Regions from separate parts of the Homo sapiens genome. Here region 2 is linked to region 1. A link is a loop called in an ENCODE intact Hi-C map of the cell type or tissue named here. Cell type or tissue: A673. All regions are shown on one strand. Each heading gives the region's core, and the rest is flanking DNA. Links, peaks and the distances in the headings are about the cores only.

The links. Hi-C counts contacts between places; a loop is a spot of excess contacts. Peaks named below come from ENCODE experiments on the same cell type or tissue, not always from the same donor. Only the 100,000 strongest peaks of a DNase experiment are listed, where the experiment ranks them.
Region 2: a loop joins it to region 1, with 4 times the contacts of the local background. A loop is called at or near these places in 8 of 110 quality-filtered maps.

What each region holds. Positions count from the first base shown.
Region 1 is chr4:172,227,062-172,239,830 of GRCh38, forward strand. It overlaps GALNTL6 (polypeptide N-acetylgalactosaminyltransferase like 6), which reads left to right. Exons shown (of 13, transcript NM_001034845.3): 3 at 2,595-2,703. Among named protein-coding and RNA genes, the nearest start is that of GALNTL6, 420 kb to the left of the region's middle. In A673, for the core only: a CTCF peak has its summit at 6,037 (motif pointing right); no DNase peak of the experiment used is centred there; H3K27me3 peaks cover 430 bases.
Region 2 is chr4:172,823,877-172,836,645 of GRCh38, forward strand. The region is part of intron 7 of GALNTL6 (polypeptide N-acetylgalactosaminyltransferase like 6); the gene reads left to right. Among named protein-coding and RNA genes, the nearest start is that of GALNTL6-AS1, 100 kb to the left of the region's middle. In A673, for the core only: CTCF peaks have their summits at 6,573 (motif pointing left) and 6,776; a DNase peak (open chromatin) is centred at 6,575.

The DNA of each region.
Region 1 (12,769 bases), core at 2,536-10,535:
TTTTGCTGCCTATTCATACTCATGAGTGAAGTCGTGAAAATAGTGATATGAAGTTCTCTGTGTAGAGAAGGGCTTGCTAATTAGGCTATTTCCCACATGGTTACTGGGTGTGCACCTAGGAGCCAGTACCTGCATCTCTTCCAGTTGATTTCAATTCTCCAGGTAGGAATTCCTCCATCTCTTATGTAAGGATGTAAGCTGTGGACTGGCAGCTTTCTGGAGGTCTAGTAAGGGAAGATAACTTCATTAACAATGTTTGATACATAGGCTAACAACATAGGCTAACATGGAACCCTGATTTTCACTGCAGTTTGACAACCTTATATTTAACTGTTTCTGGTGGCCTGAGAACATACCATTGACGCTCCAGTCTTCTATGGGTGGGAGTACAGTGGATGGCCCTCAGAAATCACTCCCTTGTTTGAGTCGAAGAGAGAACCCAGAAGAGTCTAACTGCCCCTTATTAAAAATGGTCAATCTTTATCTTTTCACATTTAACCTGACAGTCAGATATATAAAGTGTCCCCAGTTTTTACACATTTTGAAAATTCCGTGCCATAAAAAAATACTTCCTTCCCAGCAGTTCCCAGCTATTTACAAAAACTTTATGTGAGTTCTAGTATCTTCTTTCCTGATGCATCTGATGCTTTATTGTCATTTTCATTTGGCTGCTGGAGAGAGTAAATGTTAACTTTTGTGTTCAATTAACTTTTGTTCAATCTGCATTATATTACTACTTATTAAGAATTCGCTATATTACATATATCAAAATAAGGAAAATAGAGTGTCCCTGGTATTCAGAGAGAGCTTAAACGCTGGAGTTTACACAAGAATACCTCCATGTTTCATGTCAAAATTTATTTTAAAATTATCTATTTTAATCTGAAAGTTATGTTTGTAAATTAGTGTTATCTAAATCAGTGTAGGAGATTTTCATTAGTGTTCAGTACTTATCACTGTAAGAGCATGGCTGAGACAAAACATGGGTTACATATTTCATATTCATTTGATTCTTTAATACTTTCTTTGTATAGCTGAGTTCAAAAATTTCTAATTATAAGTTGATCATCAATTCAAAAAAATGTTTGATTTTTTTAAATGTTTGCTATATATCCCCAAAACTGTACTTTTCCATTTTCTTTTACTTTTACCATGTCATTTTCTATTTACTTTTCCATAACTTTTGTTTCATCTTCCTTTTAAAAATTATCAGTATTCCTGATATTTTACATAAACTCACCATAATCTGTATATTTGTCCCTCTTTTTTTCTGAGCTCACCAATATTATGAGCAACAAATTCTTTGAAATGTGTAGATTATAGTCACCTGATTGGGAAAATCTTTTCTTTTATTTTCAACTACCTTTTTTAAGAAAAGAATATTATGCCCCATTTTTATCCTTTCAAAACAAGTATATCTTTTATAAGCTATGAAGATGGGCTAAAGGTAGATAATTTTTCAAAAGCATAATGGCTGTATTATCTAAAACTAAGAAATAAGACATTTTATGTCTTGAAAAGGCTGTTAGAATAAAATTACCTCACTGAAATTATTCATCTTTTGGCTAAATTGACTTTTTTTTGCTTTCTAGAATTTTATTTTCTTCATTCAGTGGATGTATTACTTATTTCTGAAAAAGAACAAAAGAAAAAATAGCATGTGAATTTGAAAACACTTATTTTACATTATCTTGACTACAAGATTGTGAAGATAAGCTTTATTCAAAATGATTATTGTTTCTTATTACCAGAAATAAACATCATAAAAAAGAAGTAGCTTCAGCAATGTACACAGAAATAATTTTCAAGTTGACATTATAACATATCGGACTTTGGAAAAGCATAAACTATATTTTGTGACTACAGTGGATGAATGGGTGATAATTTCAACTATAAGTGTAAACATGCACTATGTTTCCAGAAATCTAGATGAGAGACAGTATTTAATAGTTTTTAAGAGCACAGTTTTGGTCTTAACAGAACTGGTCCAAGTCCTGGCTCTGCCACTGTGGTTTACCTCAAGCCATTTTAGTTATTTGATCCTCAGTTTACTCGGCAGAAAAATGGGGATTTACAACTCGAGGCTATCATAAAGATTAAACAAACTTCTATACACAGAGTATTTAACGTAGAACCTGGCACATAGTGAGCATTCAATGAATGGTTGCTAATGTTACTACAAAGCCGTTCAGATATGTTTGATCAAAATAAATAAAACTGTACCAATCAAAACAAAATTAATTAAATGCAACACCAAAATTGGTAGCATTACCAATATTTACACTTTGGGCAAATAAAAACAGCTAGGCATTTATGCTTACAGGTGACACGCTAAATATTAGCGTCTCTGGATGAAATAAAATAGGGAATGATAGTTGTTGCAGGAGAGGTGTGCTCTCATTTTAAAGGTTAAAAAAAAGATTTAAAATGTGTATAAATCTGGTCACCAGCGATAGCTTTCTTTTCATTATACTCAGAAGATTCACTTATTTAACAGATATTCTTTGATTGCCTATTATGTGCCCGGCTGTGTTTACCTACCATGCAAAAGGAAATACCTCCTTTTTATGCTTGAATACTTTCCTTTTCCACAGACATTTCCACTGGGCCTGGGAGATGGGCAATTCTATTCATGGACAGATGGTTTGAGAAGAAAGGACTGGCATGACTATGAAAGCATTCAGAAAGAGGCTATGCGCTCAGGTATGAAGCTCAGTGTACGCCAAAGTGCTATTTCACTCGCAGCAGTGTCTCATTTGTCACGTAAAGGATCTCTAATTAGCATTTCTTCTGCACACTGTAAAGTATGTTTCATGGGGATATTGGAGGTGATACTGGACAGAACCTAAATGACTTCAAATTTCAGAGAGAAAACAAATAATGAATAGTCTTTCTAATATTAGCTGTGGTAAAAGTCATTAAAATTTAAGAAATATATAGTACTATATATTCCCAACTGCTTGTTCATAATTTCTAGGGGTATCCTGGGATTTATCAATGAGACTTGACCTGGTAGATATGTATCTTGAGCAAGATTGACTCCTTAGAGCTGAAGTGTATCTAACTGGCAATGCAAAGTATTTAATTTGTACCAATGTTTCTAGACACTGGCGGGACGTACAGCAAGCCAGCAGGTCAAGCAGCTGGGGTTCTAAGGTTGGCAATAGTTGGAAAAGCAATCAGGCAGTTAAACGGAATCAAGTAGGTCTGTGTGTAGCAGAGTTCTAGACTTGGTGCTAGAGTTAAAGGACAAAGTAGCAAGAAAGAATAGGTCTTTCCACTTTGGGAGACCGAGGCAGGCGGATCACAAGGTCAGGAGATCGAGACCATCCTGGCTAACGCGTTGAAACCCCATCTCTACTAAAAATACAAAAAATTAGCTGGGTGTGGTGGCGGGCACCTGTAGTCCCAGCTACTCAGGAGGCTGAGGCAGGAGAATGGCCCGGGGGGTGGAGCTTGCAGTGAGCCGAGATCGCACCACTGCACTCCAGCCGGGCGATAGAGTGAGACTCCGTTTCAAAAAAAAAAAAGACAAAAAAGAATAAGTCTTTCTAGAAGGACTGAAAAATTAGGTTGTTAGGCTGTTGTGAACAGAAATTCAGAAGGGTATATCAGTAGAAATCCAGTGAAAGTGAGTAACTCATGATAGGAAGCCCATATTCTCTTATTCAGCCAAATAAGTTATTTTCACAATAAGGATGTCACAGAAATGGAGCAGCTACAGTTTGGTAAAGACATCTCAGCAGCCCTGAGACACTGCATTCAAGGTAAAATCAGCAGCAGAATTATAACTTAGCCAGGGTGTGAGGTCCTCTTGTTCAACTAGAGTTAGTAACAAAATTGTTCTGGGCTGTGAAATGTTCGTAGCTCTGTATCAGGTATGGCTGACTGAATTACAGTCTTTTTTATTTTCTTGCATTCCTTTTCTTCCAAAAAAGGCCTGCCCCACGCCCCACCCCCAGCTTTTTAAAGCAGCTTATTCCAAAGATGTTCCCTGTTTTCAGAGCGTCAACTTCTTCTAGGTTTTATCATCTTTCCACCTTGGCAGTGACCCCATGAATGGTCGTGAAAATGAGTTCCTTACCAGCATCCTCACTTTTCTAGTACTTTTATTTTTTTCCTCTATTTGCTTGATCAACCCTATATTAATCCAACCACTTGTTTCTCCTTATGACCCCAGGATGCTGAAGTTTTTTGGAAATGTTTTCATAATCTTACCAACTGAATCTTCCACAAGTTAATAATAAAATAGCCCAAATTTACTGAATGGATGTTTTATACTAAGTGCTTTGCATATGTATTTTATTTAAACCTCAGAATAACTCTGATAGGTATAATTATCCCAAATTAAGTAAAATTGAGTTCCTACAAATTTATTAAATTTTATCCAAGTTCAAGTAGCTAATAATTTGCAGCTCTGGATTAAGAACCAGGTCTTATCATGGTCCATTATACTCCACTGTCAAATAATAATAATTGGAAAATATGGAGTAATAGCAAGGACACAACAGGAGAAAGACACACCTAGGTTCAAATCCTAGCATTTCCATACATGCACTGTGGCAAATCAATTTCTGTTTCTGATATTCTACTTTGTAGAATTTATTTAAGGATTAAAGAAAATATACCCACAGTAATTGTCCAATTATTTGGACATATTGGAAACTCAACTAATGATAACTGTAATTATTAATCCATGTAAGTTACTTTTACATGAATTGGTATGCCTATCCTTTGCTTGTACAAATGAGTTTTGAATACAAAATCCAGTGCTTCACATTTATATCTGCTCCATACCACCCTTTCCACCTCCTGAATAAACTTGTCTTTTCTATCTTCATCTTTGCTATGACCAAGGGAAAATTGATCACAAAAGAAATTGGTAATATCACAAGTTTTTAAGTACAAATTCTTTGTGTAATTGAAAAGCTTTTACATGGTAGAATTTTTTTTATTCACTGGAGGATATATGATAAATTTATATACTAGAATATTATTTTTATACAGTGAAATATATCATAAATAAAAGTGTATTAAGACATACGTGTGTGTACACACACACTCAGGTACAGAGTCAAAATCAAATAAACATCTTTGTACTTCATATACAGGCCAAGGAAAAGGATCATTTGTGCCATTGTGTCCCCTCTAAGACTTTAATTTTGTGTTTACTCTCTTATTTTTCTCTGTAGTTTTTACTGCCAGTGTATTTATCCTGAATCAAATACTGGTAAGTTTTGCCAGTGTTTGAACTTTATCTAAAAATTTAATTTTACTGTATGACTTTCTTCTTTCACTCAAAAATATTTTTGAGATTTATCTAGGTCAATGTGTGAAATGTTAGTTGGTTCATTTTTACTATTCTTTAATTTTCTGTAACATTGTCCTCTTGGTGGGCCTTTGAATAGTTTTAGTTGTTGTATATAATGCTGCTATAAGTATTCTTGTGCATGGTTCTGGGGTAGGGACAATATTAAGGTACATATTTAATAGTAGATTTGTATGTCTAGAGAATGCACAGTTGAACTTTATTAGGTCATGACAAGCTGCCAAAATTGATACACCAATTTCATTTCAATCAATAATGGATAGAATTCTCACTGCTGTACATCCTTGTGAATATTTGAAATTGACTTTTCCCCCAATTTGGTGATATGAAATAGTCTCTCACTGTCACTTAGATTTGCATTTTATTAATGCAAGCAAATTAAAATGTAGTTGATATCTTTTTTATGCTATGGGGACATTTGTTCTTCCTTTTTGGTAAAAGTCCTATTCATTTCTGTTTCCATCTTTTGAATTATTTGCTCCACACAGTGTTCTTAATTTATTTTAAATGATATCCTTTGGTGGTTTTATTTAGTGACAAGCACGTATCCTACATTTTGTAGATTATTTTAAAACATCTCTTTATGTATGGTTTAATGAATAGTTTTCAATTTTGAGGTAGCCAAATCCAGCAATCATTTTTAAAAGATAGGTCATACTGATGTTCTACATTGTCTTTTAAAAACTTGATAATTTTGGCTGGGCCCAGTGGCTCACATCTGCAATCCCAGCACACCGGGTGGCAGCAGAGGGAGGATCGCTTGAGCCCAGGAATTTGAAAGCAGCCTGGGAAACATAGCGAGACCTCATCTCTCCAAAAAAAAAAAAAAAAAAATTCATCCGGGCATGGTGACATGTGCCTGTGGTCTCAACTACATGGAGCTGAGGCAGGAAGATCACTTGAGCCTGGAATTCGAGGCTGCAGTGAGCTATCCAGCCTGGGCTGGAGACTCTGTCTCTAAATAAATAAATAAATAAATAAATAAATAAATAAGCAAGCTTGATAATTTTACATTTTACATTTGGGTCTTAGATCCACCTAGTCTTCATTTTTACATAATGTGAGGTAGGGATCCAATATTTATTTAGTTTTTATTCACTTAACCAATTATTATTAACATTTATTAAGAAATTTGTCTTTCCCTCCATTGCTCTGAACTATTGACTCTATTATAAATTAAGTTTCCATATTTATGTGTTCTTTTTCTGGGTTCTCTATCCTGTTCTGTGAGTAAAAATCCCTGTGCTAATACCATAATAGCTAATGTACTATATCTTTATTACAACTATTACTATCTGGTATAGCTCACCAAAAAAGAGCTACATTCTTGCTCTTCTTTTTGTTGTCATTCTTACATTGTACTCTTCCTTAAAATTTTGTATTCGGTTTTAAATTTCACATTAACATACACAGATATGCACAAAAAAATGGGAATTTTTGAATTGTATTTAGCCTATGGATAAATTAGGAGATAACTGATATTTTCCAATATAGAATAATCTATTCTATGGTACATTATTATATTTATTTGCTACTTATTTATTATATTTAAGGATGGCTTTGTAATTTTGTTCTCAGATTATGTTTAGTATTAATCTTAGTAAACTAATATTATATTGATTTTGTTCACATAATGATTATACTGAAATTCCTCGTTGTTTGTAGTTGTAATATAGAAATGTTAATAACTCTTAACACTGATATGAATTTAGAAAATGTTCTAAGGTTTTCCATTAATTCAAAACATTTACCAATAGTTTATTTTGGATTTTAAAAATGTAGACACTCATATTTGCTAGTAATGACAGTGATTTTAAAAATGTTTTTTTCTATTCTAGACCCTATAATTTTAGTTTTAGTTTTCTCCTATTATTATAATTGCTAAGAACTGCAGTGTAACATTGAATAGTTGGTAATAATGGCTACTTTTGGCATTTTATGATTCTCACAAAAGCAATTTAAATGCTCATTTTGAGATTTTATCTGCCTGTCTATTGTTAGATCAATTTGTCTAATGTAAATACATTTTATCATGTTTATTAACACAATACCAATACACTATGCACTTTAACAAATACACTTATGTTACTTCTGAATCTGTTTTGCTGAGAGTTTGTGACTTTCTTTTAACCTGAAGGAGTGCTGATTTTATTAAAAGTTTTTTGTTCATTTGCATTTATTAACATAGATAAATGTTCTCCTTTAATCTGTTATTGGGTAAATTATATCTATTGCTTTTCTAATGGAAACCAAATTTGTTATTCTAGACTAAATCTTCCTTTTTTTAATAGCTACATTTGATTTGTTAATATTTTGTTTGGCATTTTCAAATCTTTATCTATGAATTAATATTGGCCCCAAATTTTCTATTCTTATCAAGTCTTTGTCAAGTTTTGGTAACAGTATAATGAGCTCATAAAATGACTGTTTAATACTTGCTGTTTTTTATACTTCATAATTGTTTGTTGTAAACTAAAATTATTTCTTTAGTGATCATTATGGATTTTTTTGTGGATGAAGCTCTGTTGACCTGAACTTTTCTTGGAGCATAGATTTTTAACTGCTTGGCTAACGTTTTATGTAGTTACAGTAGTAGTTGATTATCTATTTCTTCTGGAATTAATGGTATTCTTCTAGTAATTTGTCCATTATATCTAAATGTTTATATTTATTAATACAAATTTATTCACATATTCTTATGTCCTCATAAGATTTTCGTAATGCCTGCAATGCTTAAATTTATATTACTTTTTTCAGATATTGTTAGTTTTTTTTTTCTTTTTGCTTTCTTAATCTATTTCTACAAAAATTTGTCACTTTTTTGTTTGTTTGTTTGAGATAGAATTTCACTCTGTTGCCCAGGCTGGAGTGCAGTGGTGTGATCTCGGCTCACTGCAACCTTCACCTGCCGGGTTCAGGCGATTCTCCTGCCTCAGCCTCCCGAGGAGCTTGGACTACAGATATGCACCACCATGCCCGGCTAATTTTTGTATTTTTAGTGGAACAGGGTTTCACTATGTTGGCCAGAATGGTCTAGACCTTCTGACCTCTGGTGATCCGCCCACCTTGGCCTCCCAAAGTGCTGGAATTACAGGCATGAGCCATTGTGCCAGGACAAAAATTTGTCACTTTTATGAGTTATTTCAAAAGCCAGTTTTTGACTCTGTTCATCTATTTTATTTTTCTCTAATTTTTTTCTAACTTTTTAAAAATTTTGTTTGCAGTAACTTTTTTATTTTTTACTTTTAAAATTTCAACATTTATTTTTGTTTCAGGGGATATGTGTGCAGGTTTGTTATGAGGGTATATTGCATGATGCTGAGGCCTGGGGTGTGATTGAACCTGTTACTCCAGTTCTCAGCATAGTGCCCAGTAGGTAGTTTTTCAACACTTGCCCACTTCACTCCCCCTGCCCTGTAGTCCCCAGTGTCTACTATTCCCATCTTTTTGTCCAGGTATGCCCAGTGTTAACCCACAAATGGGTTAACTCCCACTTATAAGTAAGAATATGTAATATTTCATTTTCCGTTTCTGGGTTAATTTGCTTAGGATAATGACATCTAAGTGTATCCATGTTGCAGCAAAGGACATTATTTCATTCATTTTTATGGCCGCATAGTATTCCATGGTATACTTAAAAATAAATTTATACCTCCTAATTTCAGTCATTTTTCTATTGTAGAATAAGCATTTTGGAAACTAAATTCCCGTCTGAATATTACTTTAACTACATTGCACTGCTGTGTGATCCAGTGTTTCACATTGTATTTGCTTTTCTTTCAGTATGTTTTGAAATGTCTAGCCCACTTAAAAAGCACTGAAATTATTTTAAAATAAGAAAATTCAGAAACTCCTTCCCAATGAAATCTCACTAATCTTTATAAAAGTATATTAGCTGCCAGGCGTGGTGGCTCATCCCAGCACTTTGGAATGCCGAGGCAGGCGGATCACGAGGTGAGGAGATCGAGACCATGCTGGCTAACATGGTGAAACCCCGTCTCTACTAAAAATGTAAAAAAATTAGCCAGGCATGGTGGCAGGCACCTGTAGTCCCAGCTACTTGGGAGGCTGAGGCAGGAGAATGGCATGAACCCGGGAGGCAGGGCTTGCAGTGAGCCAAGATGCGCCACTGCACTCCAGCCTGGGCGACAGAGTAAGACTCCGTCTCAAATAAAAAAAAAAAGTATATTAGCATGATAGGCAGCATGCATTTCATTACATACTTTGTTAGTGTTTTCATTAATGTTGTTACATTACATTTCTGTTTCGTTCTGGTAATTACACCTCTGTGGAATATTTGGTGATTTTTTAGATATCAGTTATTTTATTTTATTTTGTTTTACTTTTAATTTTAGGTATACATTTGCAGGTTGATTCTATAGATTGCAAGTTGTGGGGGTTTGGTGTACATGTTGTTTCATCACCTAGATAATAAGCATAGTATTCAATAGGTATTTTTTTGATCCTCAACCTCCTCCTACCCTTCATCCTCATGTAGGTCTTAGTGTCTGTTGTTCCCTTCTTTGTCTATGTGTACTCAACGTTTAGTTCTCACTTATAATAAGAACATGTGATGTTTAGTTTCCTGTTCCTGCTTTAGTTTACTTGGGACAATGGTCTCCAGCTCCATCCATGTTGCTGCAAAAAACATGATTTCATTCTTTTTTATGGCTACATAGTATTCCATGGTGTATATTTACCACATTTTACTTATCCAGTCTACCATTGATTGGCACCTAAGTTGATTCCATGTCTTTGTTATGGTGAATAGTGCTGCAGTGAACATACACATTCATGTGTCTTTATGGTAGAATGACTTATATTCCTTTGGGTGTATACCCAATAATGCATTACTGGGTTGAATGGCAGTTCAGTTTTAGGTTCTTTGGGTAATCTCCAAAATTCCACAATGGCTGAACTAATTTACATCCCCATTAGCAGTGATTAGTGATCACTAATGATGAGTGATGTTGAACATTTTTTTCATTTGCTTGTTGCCTATTTGAAAAGTGTTCATATCCTTTGCCCACGTTCTAATGGGTTTGTTTACTTTTTGCTTGTTAAAGTGTGTAAGTTCCTTATAGATTCTGGATATTAGATCTTTGTCAGATGCATAGTTTACAAATATTTTCTCCCATCGCATGTGTTGTCCATTTACTGTGTTAATAGTTTTCTTTGCTGTGCAGAAGCTCTTTTGCTTGATTCAGTCGCATTTGTCAATTTTTGGTTTTGTTGCAGTTTTTTTTGATGTCTTCATCATGAAATATTTGCCAGAGCTTAAGTCTAAAATGGTATTTCCTAGGTTTTCTTCAAGGATTTTATAATTTTAGGTTTTACATTTGAGTCTTTAATCCATCTTGAGCTGATTTTTTTATATTATGTAAGGAAGTGGTCTAGTTTCAATCTTCTGTATATGACTAGCCAGTTACCATAGCACCATTTATTAAATAGGGAGTCCTTTCCCCATGCTTGTTTTTGTCAGCTTTGTCAAAGATCAGGTGGTTTCAGGTGTATGGCTTTAAATCTGGGGTCTCTAGTCTGTTCCATTGGTCTATGTGTCTATTTTGTACTACTACCATGCTGTTTTTATTACTGTAGGCTTGTAACATTGTTTGAAGTCAGATACTGTGATGCCTTCAGCTTTGTTCTTTTTGCTTAGATTGCTTTGGCTATTCAGGCTCTTTTTTGGTTTCATGTGAATTTTAAAATAGCTTTTTTTAGTTGTGTGTTTAGTTTAGTTAGTGAAGAACGTCATTGGTAGTTCAATAGAAATAGCATTGAATCTGTAAACTGATTTGGGCAGTATGGCATTTTAACAATATTCTTTCTGCCTATTCATGAGCATGGAGTGTTTTCCCATTTGTTTATTTCATCTCTGATTTCTTTGAGCAATGTTTTGTAATCCTCATTTTAGAGATCTTTCACCTCTCTGGTTAGCTTTATTCCTAGGTATTTTATCTTTTCTGTGGCTATTGTGGATAGGACTGCATTCTTAATTTGCCTCTCAGCTTGGATGTTGCTGGTGTATAGAAATGCTACTAATGTTTCTACATTGATTTTGTATCCTGAAACATTGCTGAAGTTGTTTATACAATCTAGGAGCCATTGGCAGAGAATATGGGGTTTTCTAGTTATGAAATTATATTGACTGCAAAGAGGAATAGTTTGACTTCCTCTCTTTCTATTTAGATGCTTTTTATTTCTTTCTCTTGCCCAATTGCTCTGACTAGGACTTTCAGTACTATATTGAATAGGGAGTGATGAGAGAGGGTATACTTATCTTGTGCCAGTTTTCAAGGGTGATGCTTCCAGCTTTTGTCTGTTCTGTATGATATTGGTTATGGGCTTGTCACAGATGGCTCTTGTTATTTTGAGGTATGTCCTTTAGATGCCTAGTTTGTTGAGGGTTTTTAATATAAAGGGATGCTGAATTTTATTGAAAGCATTTTCTGAATCTATTCATATGGTTATATAGTTTTTATTTATAGTTCTCTTTATGTGATGAATCACATTTATTGATTTGCATATGTTGAACCAACCTTGTAGCCCAAGGATAAAGCTTACTTGATCATGATGGATTAGCATTTTGATGTGCTGCTGGGTTCAATTTGCTAGTATTTTATTAAGGATTTTTGCATCTATGTTCATCAAAGATATTAGCCTATAATTTTCTTTTTTGTTGTGTCTCTCTGTCGGTTTGGTATCAGGATGATGCTGGTCTTATAGAATGAGTTAGGGAGGAATCTCTCCTACTCAACTTTTTGGAATAGTTTTAGTAAGAATGGTACCAATTCTTTGTATGTCTGGTCGAATTTGGCTGTGAATCCATCTGGACATGGACTTTTCCTGGTTGGTAGCCTTTTTTCTTATTCCATTTCAGAATCAATTATTGGTCTATTCATGATTTGAATTTATTCCTGGTTCAGTTTTAATAGGTTGTATGTTCCAGAAATTTATCCGTTTCTTCTAGGTTTTCTAACTTGTGTGCATAGAGGTCTTTGTAGTAGTCTCTGAAGATTTTTTGTATTTCTGTGAGATTGTTTGTAATGTCAGCTTTGTCATTTCTGAATGTTTATTTGGATATTCTCTTTTTTTCTTTATTGATCTTGCTAGTGGTCTATCTTATTTATTCTTTCAAATAACCAACTTCTGCTTTCATTGATGTTTTGTATTTTTTTTATGTCTCAATTTCATTCGGTTCTGCTCCGATTTTGGTTATTTCTTGTCTTTTGCTAGCTTTGGGGTTGGTTTGCTTTTGTTTTTCTATTTCCTCAAGGTGTGATGTTAGATTGTTAATTTGAGATCTTTCTAACTTTTTTATGTGGGTGTTTAGTGTTATAAACTTTCCTCTTAATGCTGCGTTGTGTGGTTAATTTTAGGATATGTGCCATGTGCTGATAAGAATGTGTATTTTTCTGATTTTGAGAGGTGAGTTCTATA
Region 2 (12,769 bases), core at 2,671-10,670, 600 kb after region 1:
TATTGATCTTCAGTTCTGTCCTTTTCTAACAAATAACAAGATGCTATGAGCATCTTGTGCTGTCTAGATTCTAGACTCCACCTAGAGCCCAAGCTGTTGGGGGCAATGGGCTTCAAGAGAGTTCACCAAAAATCCATGCTCGAGAGCAGGGCTGGGAAGGGCCAGTGGGCTTGTTGGCGAGTATAATCTTAGAACTCATATGTGTAGACTATGCCCTTAGAATGGGAGGGCATAACAAGCCTGAACAATATGTATAGCTCTAAAGTCTAGCGAAGAAAACTAAGCCTTACATGTGGTGTGCCGTTGAAGCCTGCAGTATTTATATTTAAAGAAATGATGAAAACTGTAATCTGTGTCCAGGGGTCAGCGAGCAGTCTCTAGTCCTGAATTACTCTCTAGTCCTGAATTACTCTGTTACTCTGCCACAGAGAAAGAACAGAGTTGGCCACAAGGGCTTTCAGTCAGAACCTGACTTCCATGGTATAGTGTGTGTGTGTGTGAGTGTGTGTGTGTGTGTGTTTGTGTGTGTGTGTTCATGTGTGTGTGTGCACATATATGTTATAATAATAAATTGGGATCAGGTTATTTATATATATTTATATTATTTATATGTGTATGTGAGTATATATATTATTTATGGTGTATGTCAATGTGTCTGTGTATGTGTAAATTTTGCTTGTAAATTGCTTCAAATGTAAGTTGCTTTTTTAAACAAAGTGGATACATATAAATAATAGGAGTGAAAAAGAAACAAAATCTGGCTTTGAGTCTATGCTGCTGTCTTCTCAGTGGGGCTGATTTTGTTCAGGATCACTCGTGGAGGTAGGTGAGATTGGCTTCAGGTGAGAAGGCTTCAGAAATGAGAGAATTCCCTATCTCAATCCTCTAACAAAGTCAGAGCAAAACTTTTTAAAAATAAAACAGTACCGCACATACTCCCCTGATGTAAATAGAGTTGAGTGACACTAGAAAAGTAACAGACTTTCATGAGCTTATATGTGACAGAAGTCATTAGTCTTTACTGTTTGCTGCTTGGATTATTTATTTGGATCTAAGCTCAGTATCTGAAGTGAGGCTACATCCACAGAGGCACTGGTTTTGACAAGATCATCACTCCCGCCTTCAACAAAATAATCAAGAAATGACTATGATGCTAAATCGGTGGGACAATTCTTTTTTCTTTTTTTTTTTTTTGGTTATCTTTTCTTTCTTTCTTTCTTTCTTTCTTTCTTTCTTTCTTTCTTTCTTTCTTTCTTCCTTTCTTTCCTTTTTGGTCTAATACTTCTTGGTATAGATCCACCTGGAAATACATTTAAGAGAAAGAAATGTCTGTTTTTGTGTCCTGGAGTGCCAATGAAAATGAGACAAAATGGAGTCTTGCGGGAGGGAGGGAGATTATATGGCATAATTCAGTGGAAAGGCTGAGGCCAGGCTGCCAGTGGAAAGGCTCGTGCTGGTTGGCCACTCCAGGTTGCAAATTCTGATTCAAAAGTGACCTTGAGGGCACCTTCCCACTCCAGCCTTCTTCACTGATGGAGCTCGATGGTAACACAAAGATGTTTGCCGTTTCTGTGTCTTCCTCCAGCATGTTAGCGTGTTTTTCTATCAGTGGGAACTAGGTTGGAAGCCCCAGACTCTGCCCAGATCCTGCTTCTGGGATTGAGGTGAGCCAGGGCAGGAGAGCAGGAGCTTAGGATCTCCCAGCCTGCACTGGATTGGTGGGAAAACTCATCCAAGGCCTTCTAGAAGTGGTACACAAAGGGAGAAATTGAGCAAAGTGGTGGATAAGGTAAAAGTACACATGAGAGAAAGAATGATTACATCACAAGCCACAAAAAAAAAGAAAGCAGGTTTGAATACCATGTAAGAGGAGGGAAACTGTAGGGGAAAGCTGTGCGTAGCTGAGAGAACTGGGATTTGCACATACAGAAGCTAGTGTGGGATCAGGCCATATTTCCCTCCTCCCCACATTTATCCCCCAGCCATTCCACCAATTTAAAGTTAATGAAGAATACAGCCTAGCTAAATGTTTTTTCCTTTGCTTAACACTGCTCCAAGAATTTACATTTTAACTTTTTGTAGTAATAGAAACCATCTCATAGATGATAATTGTAGCATATGGAGCAGGTTTGAAACATACAGTTACAACTCAAGTGGGCATGAATGTAACTTTTTTTTATCTCCATAAATGAGCCTTGCAAAGCCCTGGAGTCCTGCTTCCACCGTGAGCAGCAGGCTGGCTCCCAACACATTTGGGCCCAGGACAAGAGTGCAAATGAAGGCTCAGGTGGCATATGGCTAAGTATTTGGAAGTTTATAAACTGAGCTAGCAAACTACTGGGTTCTGCTCTGTCCTCCTTTCTTGATCAATATACCTTCAAAACAACCCAGAGAGTAGGGATGCATGGAGAATTGCTCCTTAGCGTCCGTTCAGCTGTTGCAGCACCTGCGGACAGGCAGGACTGTAGCCCACAGCCCACACCTTCCCTTCCTAATTGTTCTGTGCCTCCACAGCCCATGGGCACACACGATGCAGGTGGACAAGGAAGCCCACACATCTAATTCCTTCTACAAAAATAGCCATCCTTTGCCCAACCCCCAGCCCTAAGGATATAAATTCCAAACCACGGGAAAGCAGCCCATGGAAAAAGAATCAAATAATAATGGAATGACTCAGGCATTTGAAGCAGGCTCAGAATCCTTTGTGCAGGGAATAATGCAGTCTGGAAAACCCAGTTCACAAAAGGTGTGCAGCCTGTGGGGATGGGGGGAACGGGACATCCCTTTAGCCTCCAGACTACCCATCCCGTAGGGAGAGGAACATCCAAAGAAGACCAGAGCACGGCCCTCTTTCCTGAATCTCAGGTCACTGGACAGCAGTGAGCCCCTGATGATCTCACCAATTAAATGTGTATTTCTTCTGATCCAGAACTTGGTCTCTTATGGGTAGATTCTCAGTAAATTCCCAATTCAAACTCAGTCAATTCAAAAGTCTAACTCCATGCCGGGATTGTTTTCCTTTCCAAACTGCTCTGCTCACCTTTCCTCCATTCTCCTCCACTCTCAGGATGGCATCTTGATCATGGGCCAAGTCACAGTGGGGGGCAGGTGTCATCTGATGCTTTATCTTTCTCAGCTAGCCTCAGCTAGTTTCAGATTGGATGCAGCAGACCTTTCAAAAGAGGCTTTGTCCTCACTTGATAGAGTGCCCACAGATGTCATGTCTCCATCTGCTCTCTTGCATGGTAGGGTCACTCTCCCACTGACTCAGCTCTACTTAAGTTCTAAGATCTGGCTAAGGACTAGTCCAAGAGGCCCGGTTGCAGGCTTTTACTGAGCCCTAGCTTTGGTTTGTTCAGCCGCAAATCTCAGAGATGAGTCCCTTCACCCTGCTTCATAGTGCAGGTTCTCTAGCTTTCAACTCTCATCTGGTCCCTTCCCTCCAACAGGCAAGAATTCCACCCTTTGCGGGTTACAGAGAACCAAGAGGCCCTATCTCAGACTCTGTCTGCCTAACCACACCATGCCACTCATTCTATTATAATGAGCTTCCTCATGTTGGCATAGAGCATGTTACTTAGAGGTATCTGCAAACCATGAATTCTAGGGAGGAAGTGGGGACAATCCCTCTATGTTCTGGAATCCTAAAGCTGATCTGGAGTCTTTGTCTCCCTACCACACTCCACCCACCACAATCCATTAGAACTGGGCCAAAACCTCCCAACTTTGATTTGTTGGAACCAACACCTCATGTTCCCGCTTTCAACAAATCATTGCTCTTGCAAATGAAAGCTCTGTTTCTTCGATACTATGTTATTTTGAAAGCCAAGCTGAGCAGTGACTTTCCTATTCTTGGTGGTGCACTGCCTTCCTCTAAAGCAAAAGAAGCCTGAGCTTCCATGGGTGGAAAGCCAAATGCAACAAGAAAAATAAAGAAGAAAAATTTTATCAATAATACTTTCTTTCAAAAATACTATCTCACTATACAAGTTTTTTTTCACTGCATTCTTTAAGTGGTAGAGCAAGGAATAAAAAATAAGCAGCCTTCTGCTTGCACTTTAGACATTGAAGGAAGAAAGGAAAGGCAATTCTGCTTAGGAGGAAAATACAGAGGACCAGGCATGGTGGCTCACGCCTGTAATCCCAGCACTGTGGGAGGCCAAGCCAGGCCGATCACCTGAGGTCAGGAGTTCGAGACCAGCCTGGCCAACATGGTGAAACCCCATCTCTACTAAAAATACAAAAATTCACCAGGCATAGTGGCAGGCACCTGTAATCCCAGCTACTTGAGAGGCTGAGGTGGGAAAATTACTTGAACCTGGGAAGCAGAGGTTGCAGTCAGCCAAGATTGCATCATTGCACTCTAGCCTGGGTGACAGAGCAAGACTCCATCTCAAAAAAAAAAAAAAAAAGAAACAAACAAAAAAAACATTGAAGTGCTCTAACCCTGACTAAACCCTCCTTATTTTGTCAATTGCTTTCCCTGCACCCCACGTCCCACAGGGAGGGAAACCTGCCTGTCATCCTATGCCTCCCCTCACTCAGGGGCCACAGTCAGCCCTGCTGTCAGGGAAGGACCATTTCCATCAAGGTATTCCACACCACATACCCAGACACAGGATCCTATGAGCCTACCAGTCTTTTCTTCAAATGTATGATCTGATCACCATCATGTGTTAAATTAGCATAAAAAAAGAGAAAAAAACAGAATAAACCAACAGAACCTAGAAGAAACAAAGATACTTATTTTAAATAATCAAATTATCCTCATCCACAATCTAGAACAGTTTCTGTGTAGAAAGGGAACAAGTACAATTCTCATGTATTTAAAATATGATAACTAAAAGAAAAGATTCAATGGATGAACCAAATAATAGAAGGAACCAGGCTAAAGTCCACGCTGGCAATCTGGAGGAGAAAGTCAAGGAAATCCCTCATGCTATAAAGCAAAAAAGATGGAACCAAAATCTGGGCTATTTTCCTAGGGCTTCCATAACAAAGTACTACAAACTGAGAGGCTTGAAGTAAGTGAAACTTGTCTCACAGTCCTGGAGGGCAAGAAGTCCTAAGTCAAGGTGTCGGCGGAGCTATGCATGCTCCCTCTGAAACACTGGGGAAGGATCTGTTCCAAGCCTCTCTTAGCTTCTCCAAGCTGCATGCATTCCTTGGCTTGTGGAAGCATCGCTCTGGTGTACTCCCGTGCCTTCACATCCTCTCCCTTCTGTATGTGTATGAGATGCAACCTGAGAAAGAAGAGTTACAACACAGGACAAAGGCATGCAAGATATTCGCCATCCACCTACATGCACTCTTCGGAGCGCAAAACACAGACAGGAGAGGAAGAGAGGCAGGGTTCAGATCCACAAGGATGTCAGCAGAGAGCGTGTCTGCCTGTTCCTGGCTGGAACTTCACACAGTGACTCCTCATGGTACCTACTATTTGTTGGATGAAGGAAAGAGTTTGGAGTCAGTATTGGTAGGGATACTCTGGGCTATATCTTTCTTTCTACCCATCCTTTGGCACCTCATTGCTTCAGGTTCTGGAATCTGATATCCATGTTTGAGCAGCACAATGAAAGAAGAAGGTAAAATATTTACTAGAAAGTAAATGGGGATGCAGGGCATGGGATCTGTAGTAGGAAGATTCCTCTTGCCTCTAGAAGGAGAAAATACACCAAAGAACTTCAAATGCGTATTTAGACACAAGTGAATTGGAATAACCTAAATTGCAAGTATTTATTCACCATAATTGAACATTTTGCAACTCACTGTCTTTTCTGAAAACAAAATGCAGTAGACATAGCCTTTAAGTAATAGATTTCTAACTTCCTGATGTACTTCCAACCTTTGCTTCTTGGTATCTAAAAGTTTAACTAGGCACATCCTGCAAACTACTTCTTGGCTCCTGAGACATAAAATTCATCTTGGTCTGATGAATACTTTCTTCCAGTTTTATTTGAGAAATTCCCTAGAAGATATGGATAATTTTAAAAGTCTGAGAAACGAAATCAAAGGAAATCTAATTCCACAAAGAATGCTGAGTCTAAAAAATAAATTATAATTCTGGAAGATTGAAATAACTCTTTGAAAGACAATATCCCCATAAGTATACATATATCTAGAATGTGTATTCAAATAAATTCCACCGAAAGCCTATTTTTCTCATCTGAGGTCACACCATAGCCCAAATAATTTTATCTTAGCTAACATAATATAGTGAATTTAAAGTAACAACTAAAAATTCATTAAGATGAATGCACATAGTAAAATAGATAAAGAGAATTTTTCCTAAAGATGCTCTTTTGTTTTATACTTTTGACATGGCAGAGATAAAGGAATTCTTATATATAATCAGGGCCAAACTTTACAGTTTGAAAAAATATATGCGAATGGCTGATAGTAAAAAGATGACCAATAGAGCAAATCTTTAGAAAGATTCTATTTTTAAATTCAGAATTATTGTAGAAATCTAGGCCAGAATGGGACTGCTATTGCTTGTGATGCTGAAGTGAGCCTAAAATATTAAAAACGACAGTTTACTCAAACTTTTGTTTGTGTTATACTGCCACTGCCACCTTCTGGTAAAAAAGTGAATTGTTTTTAAAAGAAAACGGACAAAAGGTCAAAATCTTTGTTTTTGCAAAGGAGGCTTTAACTCCTAAATTAAAGGTAATGTACACAGGGAATCAAGAGGAATAACATCCAGGCCGGATGCCCAACGTGTCCCTAGTTGAGAGGTATGAAATAAACCCTAACTGTAAGGTCATCAAGCAGCCACACCGTGGCATTATTTATAGGTGAGTAGATTGATTGAGAAAATCTTTCTGGTCTCTCCTCTAACTGAACTCCCATGAAGGGAGTGCACTGTCACTCTCCATTGTGTAAGATGTGGGGACCAGAGAAAGAGATCTCAGAGATTCTCAAGGGTAGGTTAAAAAGGTATGTGGAGATAAATGTCTGGGGCCTAAAGTAGATATGAACAGAAAACAAGATTCACAATCAGGCGGGAGCAGTAGCGCACGCCTGTAATCCCAACACTTTGAGAGGCTGAGGCAGGTAGATCACTTGAGGTCATGAGCTTGAGACCAGCCTGACCGACATGGTGAAACCCTGTCTCTATGAAAATACAAAAATTAACAGGGCATGGTGGCACATGCTTGTAATCTCAGCTACTGAGGAGGCTGAGGCAAGAGAAAGCTTGAACCCAGGAGGCGGAGGTTGCAGTGAGCGGAGATCGCACCACTGCACTCCAGCCTGGGTGACAGAATGAGACTCCCTCTCAAAAAAAAAAAAAAAAAAAAAAAAAAAAAAAAAGATTCAGAGTCAAAAGACACGGGCTTATTTATTTACCACGCAAATATATGGGTGCTGGCTGTTCAGTCTTGGAAGCTGCAGCTAATGCAGAGTGGCCTAGAACCCAAGCACAGTAATAGATGAGGAAAGCCTTGTCTCTGCTCTCTGAGTGGAGATGCATAAACACCCGCAACACACCAGGATTCACCGAGTGTACTGCAGATGCTCTGCAAACTGCTCCAAATTGATCTGCCCAAAGGGACTAGGTCAGAAAAAAATTGGAGAGGGGCGTCAAGAAAAGCCTCAGCGAGGTGAGATTTGGACTACACCTTGAAAGATCAGCACAAATAAAGAAAGGTGGTGGAGATGGGGAAAGAAAGATGACTTCCAGGGTAAGGAAACCGTGAAAGCACCAAGGGGAAAAATCACAGGTTTGGCAACTGACAGGAACCGGAACTGGATGTGGGGTCTGGCTGGGTCTGAAGGGCCTTGCTATGACCTAAGTGTTTGTATCCCTGCAAAATTCATATGTCAAAGCCTAAAGCCCCAACATGATGGGATTTGGCGTCAGAGCCTCTAGCAAGTGATGAAGTCATGAAGGTAGAGCTCTCAGGGATAGGATTAGTGCCCTTATTGAGGGAATAAAGAGACCAGAGTTCACCTTCTCTCTCCACCATGTGAAGACACAACAAGACGTCTGCAGTCTGCAACCCCAAATGAGGGCTGTCCCCAGAACCGGACTGTGCTGGCACCCTGATCTCCGTCATCCAGCCTCCAGAACTGTCAGAAATTAATGTCTGTTGTGTGTAAGCCACCAGCTCTATGGTACTTTGCCAGAGCAGCCTGAACCAAGAGAAGCCTTGAGCCTCATATTTTCCTCTGAGTCGGGAGCCATCACAGCTTTCGGCAAGGATAAAGCCCTGCGTGGACACTAGATTTGTCATCTTGAGGAAATTGCTTTACTTCTGTGGACCTTGGGCTTCTCGGTAAAACAAAATGAAGTTGCGGAACCAAGATTCACTTCTTGATCTGTCTGACTCCACTCTCTGCCACAGCAAAAATGCTAACATCTGCCTATCTCAGATGTTGTGTGGGGATGGTGGGAAGTTAATTACTTACTCCCAGATCATCAACAAAGCTGAACTAGGATTTCACACAGAGACAGAAAGTACGCGGTTCCACCAACTGGCATTCAATGTGTAGTAGCATGCTAAAATATTTTAAATTAGACCATCCTAATGCTTTTGGAGACTCTAAAGGTCTTTCTCATTTAACACCTGTTATTATCTCTACCAGGAAGAAACCCAAATTTAATGATCTGTGTCTGTGATAAAGTTTAAATTATCATCATTCTTCTTCTAAGCTGCAAAGATGTGTGACTAGGCAGGCTCAAAAATTTCTCTCCAAAGAGTTGCCCTTTGAAGAGCAGAATGACCTTGGGCCAGGCCCCGGTAGACTGGCTTCCTCCATAGTGTGTAATTCACCCCAGGAGCAGACAGCCTGAGGAGCAAGGGGGTCAGTGGGCTCACACAGCCCAGTGCCAGAAAGGCCAGAGCCTCACACCTGGAACAACTGGGCCGCGGTCTTGAATATCACCTGGACCCACCTCTGTCTCTCGTCTCTCTCTCCTATCTGGGTGGCTTCATCCTCCCAGGCCTTGGGTTTTCACTAGACAGGACAAAATCGTGGCCACAGGTGGTGCTTGTCTCACCATCTAACAGCTCTGCCATCAGAAAGAAGGGGCGGTGATCCCCACCAGCTCCAGCTAGAAAAACGTGAAGGGAAGACCTATCTTGTGCAGGCCTATGTCACAGCCACTTCCACCCCCATGGCTCTGGCCAGGTGGGAAGAACTGTGATTGGCAGCCCCACAGAACCATATGGTGAGAGTGTGTGTGTGTTATGTGTGTGCGCTTGGGGGTGGGGGGTAGGGAGTGTTACACACTAGAACATGGGCGTTCTTCCGGGATGACCCAATAATAAATATCCATTGCACCTGGCCGCAAGACCAGACCATAAGCTAAGTATATTGCATCCAGCTTATACAAGTTCTTCGGTAAGCCAAATTTATAAAGTGCCCACTATTTTCTTTTCTCAGTAATTCTGGAAACCTTATGTTGATAGTTTGTAGAAAAACTGCAATTTAAGGGAGAAATGATAACCATTTATCATTCTGAAGATACTGCTGTGAGTGGATGCCAAAGAGCCCTTAAGTTGAAGAAAAACTGGGGAAGGCATCTTTTCTTATCATTCCAACAGTGCTCTAGACAGGGCGAAATAAGGCAACTGGAATAGGTGAAATCTGCCTACTTCACCCCTCCATAGCTCCAATAAGCTGCATCTCCTGGCTTTCCTCCTCTGCTCTCTGCCTTTCCAAAACCTTCATTCCCTCACACTTGAGCTCCATAAGAATTAGGAACAAGGGCTGATTTGACCAAATACCCATCATTTATAGTTAGTGTGACTTTAGGTTATCATTCTCTCCTGAAGTAAGCAGCTAACCCCAACTCTAATGCCCCATTCTGCAATAAGAGAATATTATTAAAAACAGCATTTCTTGATATCTTGGAGTTACAGTGAAAGTCTCAAAACTGAAGTCAGTGGATGGCAAAAACTTCTTTCCACAGAGAGATGCTAAATACTCAAGACAGAAGGGAGTAGTCAACTTCCCCAACCCCTCATTTACAAGAAAAGACTCCCCTTTGGGAGGCCGAGATGGGTGGATCAACTGAGGTCAGGAGTTCAAGACCAGCCTGGCCAACATGGTAAAACCCCGTCTCTACTAAAAATACAACAAAAATAGCTGAGCGTGGTGGCGCATGCCTGTAATCCCAGTTACTCAGGAGGCTGAGACGGGAGAAATGCTTGAACCCAGGAGACGGAGGTTGCAGTGAGCTGAGATTGCACTATTGCACTCCAGCCTGGGCAACAAGAGGGAAACTCCATCTCAAAAACAATAAAAATAAAAATAAACTCCCAAGAATCCCTTAACAAGAAGGACTGACAAGAGGAAAGACATCTCACTCTCTGTTTGGAGCCTCCTGAGGTATAGAGAAGTGTGGACCCACCCTGGGTTACCTCTGGACTGGAAAGTAAAAGAAACGCTGAGAACCATGAGAGCCCCACATGGCCCAGGAGTTTAGAAGGCCTAAGTGAAGAGAGAAGGTGTCTGCCCTATATGTGGAGCAGTCCCAAGGCTGGAGTATGGATGGCGTTGCCCATTACAGCGAGGTAAGCATGGGCAATCAGGGAGAAGCTGGTGGTTTGACCACTCATGCCACTGACAGGACAAGGCACTTCCCAATAGGTCAAGAGGGCAGAGCACCAAGCTTGCAATGTCTTTGAAGGACTGTGCCCGAGAGAACTGCCTGCCAAGGAAAGAAGAGGATGGGCTGCCCTTCCAGCATGGGAGTTGAGGGAGGTGGAACCAAGAGATCAGCTGGACAGGAAGACATCAATCATGTCAGGGTGGCCCCTGACAAATGCACCCTTGGAGAGGGCCAATATCTGGGCACCTGCCATGACAGAGGAAACCCAACAGCCAAGAGAGATCTAGAAAGAGCACCAGCTAATCAAATGGCCATTGGCCGCTTTCCTCCACTGTCTCCTTCTCTCACCCTGGAGGAGCCTGAAGCAAAGCAGGGAGAAATGGTGATATGAGGAGAATGACAAAACAATGTTCTCTATCTTCTTCATGGCTTGTTCAAGAACCATGAGTGAGAACTGTGTTGAGGGTGACAGAAAGAGAAACTTTAAACTGGGGGAAAATTATAGTTTTTATTCTGATTGAGATTTCTGTAATGCCTGAAGAAGACACTGTTCTCCTTTGAATTCATCTATACCTAAGGTTCTAGAACCTGCTCAAGATGTCACCAAGAAGCAGGAGAGGATAAGCTGACCAAAAGTGTTTGAAAGCAGTGACAGGAGAGACACAGAGCAGGTTCCAGCTTCTGCCCTACCAAGGTCGCACAGGTCAATAAAGTGATGAAGCTGCACTGACACCTTCCATTATGCAGTGAAAGGCTTTCTCTTGATAAAGGAATTTGAAACAAAGTGAGTGAGAGGGAGGAGCATGTTCACAAAACAAAAAGTGCTAACAACAACTTCCCACAACCTGGCACGAGAGAACTCCAGCTGGGAATTGCTGGCACTTGAGGGAGACCTCGAAGGATGAGGAGGTTTTGGAAAGGTGGAGGAAGATGAAGCTATTCCAGGTATAGACAATAACATGAGCAGAGTCGCAGAGACAGGTCCAGAGAGGAAGAATGATCTAGTTTTAACAGTCTTGGCTCCATGGGGAGTTCTTGTCAGTGTTAAAACCAGAAATACAGTGTGGAGTCCACACACGGTATGCTTAAATCTAATCTTTAAAATGTGGATTTTATTCTTTAAATAAAACCATGAGAGGCTTTTGGGCAGCAAACCACCATTATACTAATGGTATCTGTGTTTTAGGAAAATAACTCTGGTGACAGGGTGTACCATCCGGAATAGTGAGAGTAGCAAGAAGCCGAATGCACTCCGATTGGTCAGGAAGTGAATACCATGTGGATACCAAGAGACAAAATCATGGCTGTGGTTCCAGAAATGGAAAAAGTAAGACTGAGTAAGCAGATAAGTTAGAGGTAAGGTAGACAGGACTGACCGCAGCAATCCTCATAGACGTGTCTCTGAATACATTACTGCGGTTTGAACATTTTCCCACAGGACTTCCAAAGAAATTCCCTCATTTCCTAGGGAAACCTAGAGACCCCCAAAAGGCCAGCCATGCTCTATGATGCCCAAAGTTCAGCCCGGCTAATGAAGAGTGAACCTCCACCTGCTGATGGGGCTTTTGCAACTCGGGGCCACTGTTTCCTCAGGGGTATGGGGTCATCTCTGCTGCCTGGCAGGGCAATGGCAGAAACAGCTCTGCCTCCCTCTCCAAGCCCCCAGCAGAGCCAGAAAGGATCTCTATTCCAGTCCCAATCAGGTAGACAGCAGAAGGCTGAAGCAGCTTATTACTCTGCCCACTTGGTTCAGCATGGCCCATTCTTGCTTCTACAATAGCAGGCAGAAAAGAGAAACACCTGAAATGTATGTTACTGTGATAAGTTTTCCCACCTGAAGAAAACCCTGTGACTACCACAGCCAGGAAAGAGCACGATCTCACAAGCTGTCAGCTTTCACTTCCCTTTCACATCCAGTTAAACTCCTCCACAGATGTCATTACCTGGGCTGGGGAAGTTTCCTACATATTCCTCAAAAATAATACTTTATGCAGTGCCATGCTCCAAAGCATGATTTTTATCAACCTGTGTTTGGAGATGACTCCCAGTTACCCTTACAAAGGCTTCCTATGAGTTGTGGCAGTTAGATCAAGTTGGATACAGAAGCCCAGACATTCTGAAGAGGAAAAAAATCAATGTAAATACATGTAACTTCTACATAAAATATGCTTTTACCTAATTGAAAAGTCATTATCAATTAGCCAAATG